Regions from separate parts of the Homo sapiens genome. Here regions 1 and 2 are each linked to region 3. Evidence: chromatin contacts called from ENCODE Hi-C or POLR2A ChIA-PET data. All regions are on one chromosome and are shown on one strand. Each heading gives the region's core, a stretch centred on a gene start or an enhancer-like site at or near the end of the contact. The rest is flanking DNA. Distances are from core to core; before and after follow the strand shown. Region 1 overlaps STARD13 (StAR related lipid transfer domain containing 13). Region 2 has its middle 13 kb from the start of LINC02344. Region 3 holds the start of STARD13 (StAR related lipid transfer domain containing 13).

Evidence for each region. Hi-C counts contacts between places; a loop is a spot of excess contacts on that map. ChIA-PET counts read pairs that join two places held with the same protein, here RNA polymerase II (POLR2A). Pooled maps may share reads with other maps.
Region 1: a map of ascending aorta shows a loop between it and region 3 (6-fold over the local background). The contact joins the enhancer-like site here to the promoter of STARD13 in region 3. A Hi-C loop is called at or near these places in 48 of 168 maps with a recorded cell type or tissue (Caco-2, Calu3, HepG2 and 26 more), 1 of 37 single-sample maps with no recorded cell type and 29 of 50 pooled maps. POLR2A ChIA-PET finds 5 or more read pairs at or near these places in 10 of 52 experiments (AG04449, Caco-2, HEK293 and 7 more).
Region 2: a loop to region 3 is called in a map of ascending aorta, with 6 times the contacts of the local background. The contact joins the enhancer-like site here to the promoter of STARD13 in region 3. A Hi-C loop is called at or near these places in 5 of 168 maps with a recorded cell type or tissue (aorta, ascending aorta, gastrocnemius medialis and 1 more) and 5 of 50 pooled maps. POLR2A ChIA-PET finds 5 or more read pairs at or near these places in 4 of 52 experiments (AG04450, H1, MCF 10A and 1 more).

The regions. Positions count from the first base shown.
Region 1 is chr13:33,234,487-33,237,934 of GRCh38, reverse strand. All of the region lies in intron 1 of STARD13 (StAR related lipid transfer domain containing 13), which reads left to right. Among named protein-coding and RNA genes, the nearest start is that of STARD13-AS, 41 kb to the left of the region's middle. Within about 2 kb of position 1,654, at least 7 of the 41 ENCODE cell types and tissues checked have a DNase peak (open chromatin) inside an H3K27ac peak, as active enhancers do; they include IMR-90, PC-3, PC-9 and 3 more, where a contact is called at or near this core.
Region 2 is chr13:33,320,338-33,324,086 of GRCh38, reverse strand. It overlaps a transcript of STARD13 not described here. Among named protein-coding and RNA genes, the nearest start is that of LINC02344, 13 kb to the left of the region's middle. Within about 2 kb of position 1,491, at least 10 of the 41 ENCODE cell types and tissues checked have a DNase peak (open chromatin) inside an H3K27ac peak, as active enhancers do; they include ascending aorta and gastrocnemius medialis, where a contact is called at or near this core.
Region 3 is chr13:33,284,105-33,287,570 of GRCh38, reverse strand. STARD13 (StAR related lipid transfer domain containing 13) reads left to right here and starts at 1,816. Exons shown (of 14, transcript NM_178006.4): 1 at 1,816-2,101. The coding sequence starts at 1,933. RefSeq lists enhancers at 1,514-1,643, 1,654-1,713.

The sequences.
Region 1 (3,448 bases), core at 405-2,904, 49 kb after region 3:
TTTTATGAAGACACTAATGAAACATTTCTTCAGACAGTGATGAAACAGTTCTTTGAATCTAACATACTCTTGGTTTTTGTCACCAGGTAAAATGTTTCATTTGATTCTAAGCCATAAAGACTCTTCTCAACCCAATTGGTATAGTTTAAAGGCAAAAATCATTTCAGAGGAAATATGGTGTTTCTCAGAACATCAGTAGAGATTGTGCCAAGCTTTTCCTTAAAATTTTTTGGTAAGTGTAGTCAAATGGGTGTAGGGGATGGTGGTGAGGGGGGAGATGGGAAGTTTTTAATCAAGGGATCACACTGATGAGTGGTATGATCCAGAAATGTCTTTTCTAGCACCAAAGTTAGGATTAACTGGAGAAGCAAGATGCTGGAGGCAGGAAGACCAGAAAAATAGTTCATTGCAATAGTTCATGTGGGAAGTGAGACTACTGCAAAACAGGTCAATGGCAGAAACAAAAAGGAGGAATAAGATGTTATAAATTGAGGCTCGTTTACATTCTTGAAGGCAGGGCCCAAGTCTTACACCTGCAGCACTAACACAATGCCTTCTTGCTGGCAGGGACTCAATTTATAGATGTTTTATGAATTTATGAACCGATTGAAAGTGAGGCCAAGGAAAAACAGGGATTACAACATGACTTCATTATTTAATTATTTTTCCTAGTTAAGGAAGAGTGGTGGCTTCTTTAAGAAGTTAGAAATCTGGAACTAGGACTTTGAAAGAGGACAAGAGTGAAGTTCCAGGAGTGGGGCTGAGTGCAGAAAGAGATTAGGATATGACTAGGAGAAAGCTGAATTCCTTGACATGGACAAGATTGTAGAGGGCTGGTTTAGGAAGAAAAGAGAAAAAGTTAACGTGTAGATCTTTGGGGAAAGTACATATAGAAGAAGAGGAAGAAAGAAGAAAATTGAGCAGTGAAAACCAAAAGTAATTCCATAAGGGTATATATCCTAGGGAAGAAAGAATTTCAGGAAGGAATCAGTGGTCAAAAACTATCAAACTCTGAAGAAGAGATTGAAATGTTTAAGAGAAAGGAATGAATTTATACCAACTGCAGAAGATGGCTGTAATTTAATTTCTAAAAGTAATACATTCAGTAATGCAACAACGTTGAAGAAAGCTATTGAGTAGCTATTGTGAGCCAGAGTGGTTGTAACGCACTGTCCTCACTGTCCGCAAGGGATTGAAGACCAGTTGATTCCTGCTGTTACCTCAAGATCAAGCATTGAAGCCATCCCAGCATCAGAGGACTCAAGATAATAAGGATTGCTCTTCCCCTGTATCCACATAGATGCACTTTCCTAACTGGCTTCCTTATGCTCAGCATTAGACCACCATATTGCTAAGGAAACAGGGGGATGCCAAGGAAGACTGTTGCTGAAAGCTTCTGATTTAGCACTCCAAAGTTTGGAAATCTTTGCATATGTACAAAGGCTTAAGAGGATTAACCAGGATGAAAAACTGAGGTCTGCTATTCAGCACAGGAGATTTTCCTCAAAATCTCTAACACTCACGCAGCCATGCGTTTCCACCGAACCCAGGGAACTCCTCGCACCTGGTCCTTCCTTATTCCTCTCCACAGAAACACTAACAAGGCGTTTGAGGAGGGTCCTGCTTGCTACCAAGTCAGAAGAGAATGCAAATCAGATTCCTGCCAAAGATTTTGGATCATGCCTTACTGGCCAGCCATAAATTCTGTCTTCTGAAAGGAATGATATGATTCATTCTCAGCAATCTGAAGCATTCAATAATAGAGTGATTCAATCTTCAAAAATCAAAAGGCACTTCGGGTTCCCCAAAATGCCCAAGAGAAAGCACAAATTACTCACGATTTGTAATAAAAACAGTACGTTTTCATAATTTTAAGAGGCTAGAATGAGCTTTAAGAGAGCAAGATATATGCATTATGTATTTATGTAAACTGATTTGGGGGGTGGATTTTTTGCCCCCAGTTGGGTCATTTCTGTACCTTCTCATTCAAACTGTGAGATTAGCCTGATGTTCATTTACCAACGGAACATCCACCTGCCCAAGCACACCTGCTGCTCTTAGGACATAAGCTGCTAATGCAATGTTTCTTAAATGTGCACATGCATTAGAATCACCTGGAGGCCTGGCCAAAGCACAGATCACTGTGCCCCACCCACAGAGTTTCCGATTTAGGAAGTCTGGAGGGGACCCAAGAATTTGCATTTGGAGCAATTTCTCATGTCAGAGGTTTCCAGACTTCCTTGGCTCCTGGTGTCCTCAAGGCCTCAGTAGTTTTTGCACAGTGCCCTTCGACAGGGCTACCAGACTTTTCTGGTAACTCTGTTTCTAGGCCAAAAGAAATACCTAACAGTTGCATTTATTAAGTACATAGACCGAAACACCTGGAGAAGTATTTATGTCCTAACAACTTAGCAGCTATTTTTAAAAACACCCTTAAATTGAAAGAAAAATAATATTTTATTTCATTAATAATAACCACAATTACTTAATAATGAGATGTCTGCACTGGCTGGACACTGCACAGTTTCTCAAACCTGGGAATCAGATGGGTTATTGCCAGCCTTATTTTCTGTTCCACATTGATTTTCACATAGCACCTGCTTTTTATCACAGCATCTGCCAAAAATCCAGCTAGATATGGCCTCATGGAAAGGAATGTTGTTGACAGGACCTCATGTTGAAAGCAGGAACTACTTTGGACTAGTAGTTTGCTCAGTGTCTGACAGATGTCCAGTGTTGCTTGTGAGCCTCTCAAGAATTTAAAAAATATCCCAAGCCTCCTGTGTGAGTTTGCTACAGTGCCCCAGAGTGCCCTGGTGCACATTTGGGGAACTGGGGACTCAAGCATTCCTGATGCTAGTTTGAAGACGCCACTTTGAAAACCACTGTACTAATGGCTTCAAGAGACCAGAGGAAGGAGTTTTCTGAACATTTTTACATTTTCTGTGATAATACATAAGATCCTTAAAATATTGAACAGGAAGAAATGCAGATAAAAACATACAAATTCACCACTAATGACTTTTTATTTCTATAGCAGAAGAACTGGATATGGAAGAAATCAGAGAAGGAATAAAGATATCAGAAGGAGTTGTATGCCATCATTGTTATGAATAGTTTACAAAGCAATTTTTTACAACCTTCTAAAGTCATAACTAATTAAACCTGGCAATCCCAGTGAGCCAGGTAACAATTATTTTCCATGCTTTACACACAGGAAACTGATATATAAGATTAGGTGACTTGCCTCAGGCCAAAGAGAGGTAGATTTGTTGGAGGCAGAATGCTAAAATCACAGTATTTTTGCTTTCATCAAAAAAAGTTATAAGAAACTAGACTAACATTTCATAACATTAAAAAAGTCCCTCAAACTTCATAGTTAATTTTCACGAAAATCATGTAAGGTGGATGAACATTGAGTAGCACCATTTTACTAATGAGAACTCCA
Region 2 (3,749 bases), core at 242-2,741, 37 kb before region 3:
TGCCTTCTACATACAGAGAAAACATACTTTGAATTTAAAACCAGGCTTTGGCAGAGAATTATTTCAGCTGTTGCAGAATATTGCATTTTTTTTCTTAACCTCTCCCTGCCCAAAGTCAGAGTGATAATCAGCTGTGGAAATAGCCTTATGAAATCCCCAAGAGGAGCGCAAGATCCTGACGGTGTGTTTCGTGTTTTTGTTTCCCTCAGTAGAGACTGTGAAACCAGACCAAAAGGGAATAACACCAGAATAGAAATTAGACTGGACCAAGGAGCAAGTTGGCGTTTCTTACCTGAGCCATTTTGTGGAGCCAAGTGGTCTTTTAAGAGCATGATGCATATTTCTGGCTATGTTTTCTGCCAGAATCCATTTTCTTCTGGCATTAAGTTAATTGAAGGCCAGAGAATCAAGTTTAAAGTATAGAAAAATGGGAAAGCAGAAGATCAGAGACAGTGCTTTGTTTGAGGTAGTAAAATGAGAAGCTAAGTACCATGTATGTACCGTTACATTGAGTGTCTTTTTTGGGCAAGTCACTTTGCTGGGTGCTGGGAATTCAGCTGAAAAACAACTCTCATAAAACTTGCCTGCCGTCTAGGGGGTAGATCACACTTATGTGACAAATTGCCCATGTAATTATTTAATTACAGTTGTGGGAAGGGCTGAGTGGGAGAAGGGTGCGATCAGAGTATAGCAGGGAGGCTAACAGCATCTGTAGGTTAGAGAATGCTTCCTTGAGGAATAGCGTTTGAGCTGAGTTCTGGAGGGTAGTGTAAATTCCATAGGAGAAAGGGTTAGGAAGGGCGTACAAGGCAGTGGGAACAGCATATGCAAAGGCTCAGAATCAGGCAAGCACTTGGACTAGAGCAGGGATTGGAGGCACCTAATATGGCTGGAGCTCAGAGAATCAGTGGGAGCCAGGCTGGCAGGCACTGTTAACACAGTGTGGCACAACCCTGGTAGGGGCCTCGTCACATTACAACCTGTGCTGCCCAGCATGGTGGCTCTGGTTGTTGCTACTCATTTTCTGGCCGGAGGAAAAAATATGGAGATTTCAAATTTCTTCTCTTATTCTGTTACAGTTCTTACCTATGTCTCTATCTCCATGTTTAGATGCCTATAAAAAAGAAAAAAGAGTGTTTTTAAAAATTTCTCCCAAGAAAATTATACTACTGCTTGTTCATAATGCCCTGCCAATTTTAATTAATTCAACATCCACAGGGACATTGTTTAGGTTGTGTATCTTTCAAAAACTGGACTATTAGTTTAAATTGGTAGAAAGGAGAACTAGATTGCATGATTGTAGCAAATATCGACTTAGGTTTTTAAAGATAGCAGTCTCTTCTTTTTAACTTCTGAAGTCCTGGCTTATCAAGAGAAAAATAAATTTTTGCTGTGTACCAAAATAGAATGCTTTCCAGATCCTATTTCTGAATAGCTGAATAATGCGTCTGCAGCTTTTTACGTCACTGCGCGTGCAACAGCTGTTAGGTCATTCCTGCAACTCCAGCATTTGTTCATATTTTCAGATGTTCAACATTTTTATGAGCAGATGTAAGATTTTAAGTTTCATTTGGAGAAAACATGCCTTTCCTACTTGCAAAATATAATTTCTGCTTCATTTGTTAGGAAATGAAAATATCAGATACATTTTTTAATGTACTTATGCTGGATTTAACTTCTCAGCTAAACTGCGTGGAGAACGGTACAAACGACAGTGAAAACAGAGAGCTCCTTGAGCCTGTAGGACAAGATTTACTGATTGCATTGTTTGGAAGGCTCATGTTAGTAAGACTTTGGGCTGTTTATTTGTACATCGTGTACGTTCTGAGGACATCCAAGCCATTCTTGTTGTCATCATCAGATTTGAAAAGTTGTATAACTGAAGGTATTAGATACGAGGGTGAGTAGTTGCAGTATATAACATTGGTAAATGAAATCGATTTGGAAATGAGCTATAATACTTGTTAGCAGTTACATATATGCGAATCTCAACACTGTGATTAATGAGCTGTGAATTGATAGTATCTGCTGAACACTACTTTATTCAGAACATTGTTTTACTCACAAGTCATAGCAGAAGAATTCAAAAAAATTAGAGGACGCAGACTCTGATTTTTAGTTTAGCCTTAGCCTGATGCACAAATTATGCATTCTTGATAACACTGAAAAAGTAACAAAATTTTCCAAAAATTACGCATGAATGCTCTGCAAACTGAGTGTGTAAGTGCTGAAAGAATAGAGAAGAAAAACTCCTATGAGCAAGGATCACTTATGGAACTCTTCTCAGAGGAGATGAATTTGGGCTTGGGTGGAGAGAGAAATAAGCAATGTGGACTGATGTTCAGCAATAAGATCCAGAGAGCAGGAAAGCCCCGTTCTTTGATGCTACCACCTCCTAGCTCTGTGGCTTTAGGCAAGATACTTCACCACTCGACCTCAGTTTTCTCATCTATAAAATGGAGTTAATAATCATTTTTGAATGAGTATTAAATAAGATAATATATGTAAGAGAACAATGATGGCACAGAGTCAGTGCTTAAAGTGTTGGCTTTTATTATTTATTGCCTTTTTTTTTTTTTCCCTGAGACGGAGTCTCTCTGTTGCTCTGGCTGGAGTGCAGTGGCATGATCTCAGCTGACTGCAACCTCCGTCTCCCAGGTTCAAGCGATTCTCGTGCCTCAGCCTTCTGAGTAGCTGGGATTACAAACACCTACCACCATGTCTGGCTAATTTTTGTATTTTTAGTAGAGACGGGGTTTCACCATGTTGGTCAGGCAGGTCTCAAACTCCTGACCTCAGGTGATCCACCGGCCTTGGCCTCCTAAAGTGCTGGGGTTACCTCAGGTAAGCCACCACACCTGGCCTATTTATTATTATTATTCATTAATAGAAATTACAGAAATCAGGTTTACTAGGTGGAGGGAATGCTGTCTACAAAAGAACAAAGGGGGCGACAAATCTGTCTCAGAAATATTCAGTCAGTTTTAAGCAATAATAATGTTATTTCTAGCAAATACAATACATTCAATGTTATTTTAAACATACAATATTGAATGATCTCCATAAAGTTGACTGTGTGACTTATAATAGTCTCTGAAATCTAGAAATTATTAATATACATCCAGAACTCATGGCTAACCTTCAATGATATGTTAATAGTGAAAGAACGAGCTTGTGTTTACTTGCATAGAGGGAGGGTATGACAACTTCTACTGAAAATGTGTCAATATAGTTTTCCATTTAGAATGGTACACATCGGAAGTTGATTTTGTTTGTTTTCTAGAGATGGGGTCTCCCTGTGTTGCCCAAGCTGGTCTCAGATTCCTGGCCTCAAGCAGTCCTCCCCTCCTCAGTATCCAGTGTAGCTGGGAGTACCAGTGCAAGATACCATACCTGGCCAATCTTTTTTTATTCATTTAAAAAATATCTGTGGGTAGAAATATGATTTAGAGAAATATACATAAGGTATATAATCTAAGTATATTTTGAAAAATTGCAGGTTCTGAAAAAATCATCTGAGTACACCTGAGAGGAGGACTGAAAACATAGGAGTCATCTTCAGAAGAATTTCAAATGCCATTTTCCATGCTAGTTAGCTAGCTAGCTAATCCCTCCACATAATACATACTACATAGCTAATCCTATCAAATTTCCAAACCATTTTCTTATGCTAGTTAGCTAATCCCTCCACATACTACTCCTAGAGACCCTGCAATGCCTTGATGTCAGAACAGTCCCCTGGAATCCTG
Region 3 (3,466 bases), core at 567-3,066:
ATCCCTTTCACCTTCCACAGACGATGCTATGGAACAGAAAAACTGCTGCTCAAATCCTAAATAAGAATGGAAAGTGCACAGTATGGCCCCATAGATCTTTCTTTCCCTTCCTGCCATGAAGCCAACCTGAAAACAAAGACATGATGACTCTTGTGTAACCACCCGAAGAGGCTGACAATTACCAACTACGTGAGGTAGTAGGCAATTGTCACATGCTGGGCTGCAGAGATCGTGCTTAACTTGTTTATTCTCATAGCGGGACAGTTATACAAGACGAGCTGCTTCTCAGAATCAGGCTAGCAACAATTCCCTCAGGGAAAGTTGTTAAGGCTTATGGGCCTCGGAGAGCCAGAGTAAGAAGAATCAAAGTCCTAATTTAAATCCTGTTAAACTTTTAATTTGGAAATAATGTAGAAATAATTTCTCATTATTAGACTATAAATTCCCAGCCAGGCTATGTTTCCGTCAGCCAAATGTAGAAGCAACTTGGTCATATACTTTTTGTATCAAAGAACTTTATTCTTTCAGCCCCAGGCTCAGAATTTGATAACATGTTTTCTGTGGACTTTTTCTCTTCACATCAAACAATGTTAAAGAAGAAAAACAGGGAAAATTATAATGACATATACATATATGTCACTCAGTGTGTGTATGTATATATATACACACATATATACACATATATATACACACATATATATATACACGTATATATATACACACACACTCAGATATGGCCAAACTGAATTACTAGCAGTTTGCTTAAACCATATACTCTGGTTCTGGATCTGCACACATGGGTACCTACAGTCTCTTGCAAAGCCCTCCCCAGCCTCTGCCTATCAGAATTCCCCCCATTTTAAAAAGCCTATCCAAATGTCTCTTTCTCTATCTGGCTTGCAATCATCACCCCAGTCAAAAATAATATTGCTCACCTAGCATTGTGTTTGCGTCCTTTTTGAGACATATATATGGCCTCATGTTAGAAGCTTTTGTATAACTTCTCAATGGGTCCTTAGCAGGTTGATGACAGTATCTTTGAAGTACCTTTGCAACTTCTGCAGTGATTCTTGTCTTAAATGATTCAGTGTCTTAAATGTGATAGGCACCTTCTAAGTATTTTACCTCTAGGTGATTAAAAATTGGGGAAGTAGAGAAATCAAAGAGGAAAGGATGCTTAATACGTAACGCGTGTGTACTTTGCCTCTCTGAGTCTTATCTGTAAGAGCCCTCCAATTCCCATCACGTGAGGGTCAGGATCTGTGGTGTATTCACTCCTGGTGTTAAAGCCCTTGAAGTTTATTTTTCACTGGAAAAGTTTTTATTTGAGTTGTTTCTTGATAATGAAGGTGGTGGCTTACGCTCAGCTGTTGATGCTTGTTTGAAGTAGTTTTTTTTTGTTGTGTTGTGTTTTTTAAATTTAAGAGATTTATCAGGTCCATCTTTTACCTGGCTGCTGCTGCCCTGTAGAAAGCGAAGGAGCTTTCTCTAACTTTGACAGGCTGAAAAGTTTCCTGAGCCCTGGACTTGTTTGTCTTCTACTTGTTTTGCCCTTCCCTCTCTCTTTTTCTTTCGACTCCTTTAGTGAGGGCTGCTTTTGGGTGCTTCGTCAGCTCTGAGGCACGTCAAATACGTGTATTTTGCTTTCAGCGTTGTGTGAGGGACCCTGGCGGCTGGAACTGCCTCTGGTCGGGGCTTAGGGCTGACTGCAAACGTTCCCATTTTCCTCTCTTCCTCTCATTGGTTCCCGAGGTCACGTGAGGGCCCCGGGGGTTGGAATTCTGAGTTGTGGCTTTGGCACTCCTCTTTCTTTTTAAAAATCGCTGGGTCTGTTGAGCTGTCCTGGGCTGGGTGCCTTGCTCTTTGACTGAGACTGGAGACAGACGGCAACAGCCACAGGCAGACTGAGGTGGCAATAGGAAATCTGCCGAGATGTTCAGTCAGGTGCCCAGGACCCCAGCCTCAGGCTGCTACTACCTAAATTCCATGACACCTGAGGGCCAGGAGATGTACTTGCGATTTGATCAGACTACAAGACGCTCTCCTTACAGGATGAGCCGGATTCTAGCACGCCATCAGCTAGTGACTAAAATTCAACAAGGTGAGTGGCCGGCAGTGGAAGGCTGTTGCTCATTCTGATTTCTGTTGGCTCTATTTCATGCTAACCCAGTTTTTTTTGTTTGTTTGTTTCCACTTTATAACATATGGATTTCTATGCCACACTACCCGTAACTTTGAAAAATAACTTTAGGCTGCAGTTTTCAGCAAACAGGACAGTCCTTAGCTGCCACATAGCTCAACATAAAGTGCACAAAAAACTTCACGGTGGGACAGTGAATCATAAATTCCCAAACTGACGTGTGTCTACAGAACAGATGAGAACTGTTACTCAGTGTGTATCTTAGGAGCTTTTCTGCAGTTTCCTCACACTCCGTCACATTTAAAATGTGGACACTTGTTTATTTCATTAGGGAGGAGGCGAGGGACTAATGTCCACCCTGCCCAGAGTATTTCGAATATCCTTAGTGAAGAGGAGGAAAGCAAGAATTCTGTTCTAAAGGCCACCAGGCTAAGCACTAGAATCGCATTCTCTTCCTGTTTGTATGTTTATGTCAGCAGTTGCCACAGATGTGTTAATATTGTTTTCCTGGTAGAGAATTAAGGTGTTCGTTCATCTCAAAACAAATCCCGTAACCTGCACACAAAACTCCAGCTTCCTAATGCAAAGAGAAGAGAATATTGATTATAAGCTGCTTGATATTCTTTTTATTCCCAGCCCCTCAAAATACCAGCCTGGAAGTCTGGACATTACTAAAATTTACCAGTCTCAAAAAAAAAAAAAATTTAAAACATGCTCCTTATAGGGTATATCAGTAGAAAGCAGAAAGACGAACATTCCTAAGAAGCCCCTAACACACACGTTTACAGTCAGTTAATGATCACCCTCCTCCTAGACTACAAAAAAGAAATTATTATATTGGTGCTAAATAAGTTAACCAGGAATTTTTAGAGCCGTTCCTAAGAAGCCCCTAACACACGTTGACAGTCAGTTAATGATCACCCTCCTCCTACACAACAAAAAAAGAAATTATTATATTGGTGCTAAATAAGTTAACCAGGAATTTTTAGAGCCATTATAAAAATACAGTTTCCACTTAAATAAATGAGTTTAAGATTATATTGAATATTAAAGAGGAAGTTGGGGTTTGTAATCATGAAAATCTTATTGTAATGTTTCCAGAAAGAACAATATGTATTCTAGCGGGCAGCATTTGATGAGATTGTTTCCTTGGAAATTAGGATTTGTTTGTAAAGGTTCAGGAACTAGTTATGTGTGAAGGATGCTGGTCCTTCCTACATGCTGGTCTGATTTCAGGAAGGATATTATGTCATTGCATAAACTCTGTGTCCAGGTCTTGATTGAATAGAAACAAAAGTAATTATTTCCCTGTGGCTAGATTTAAAA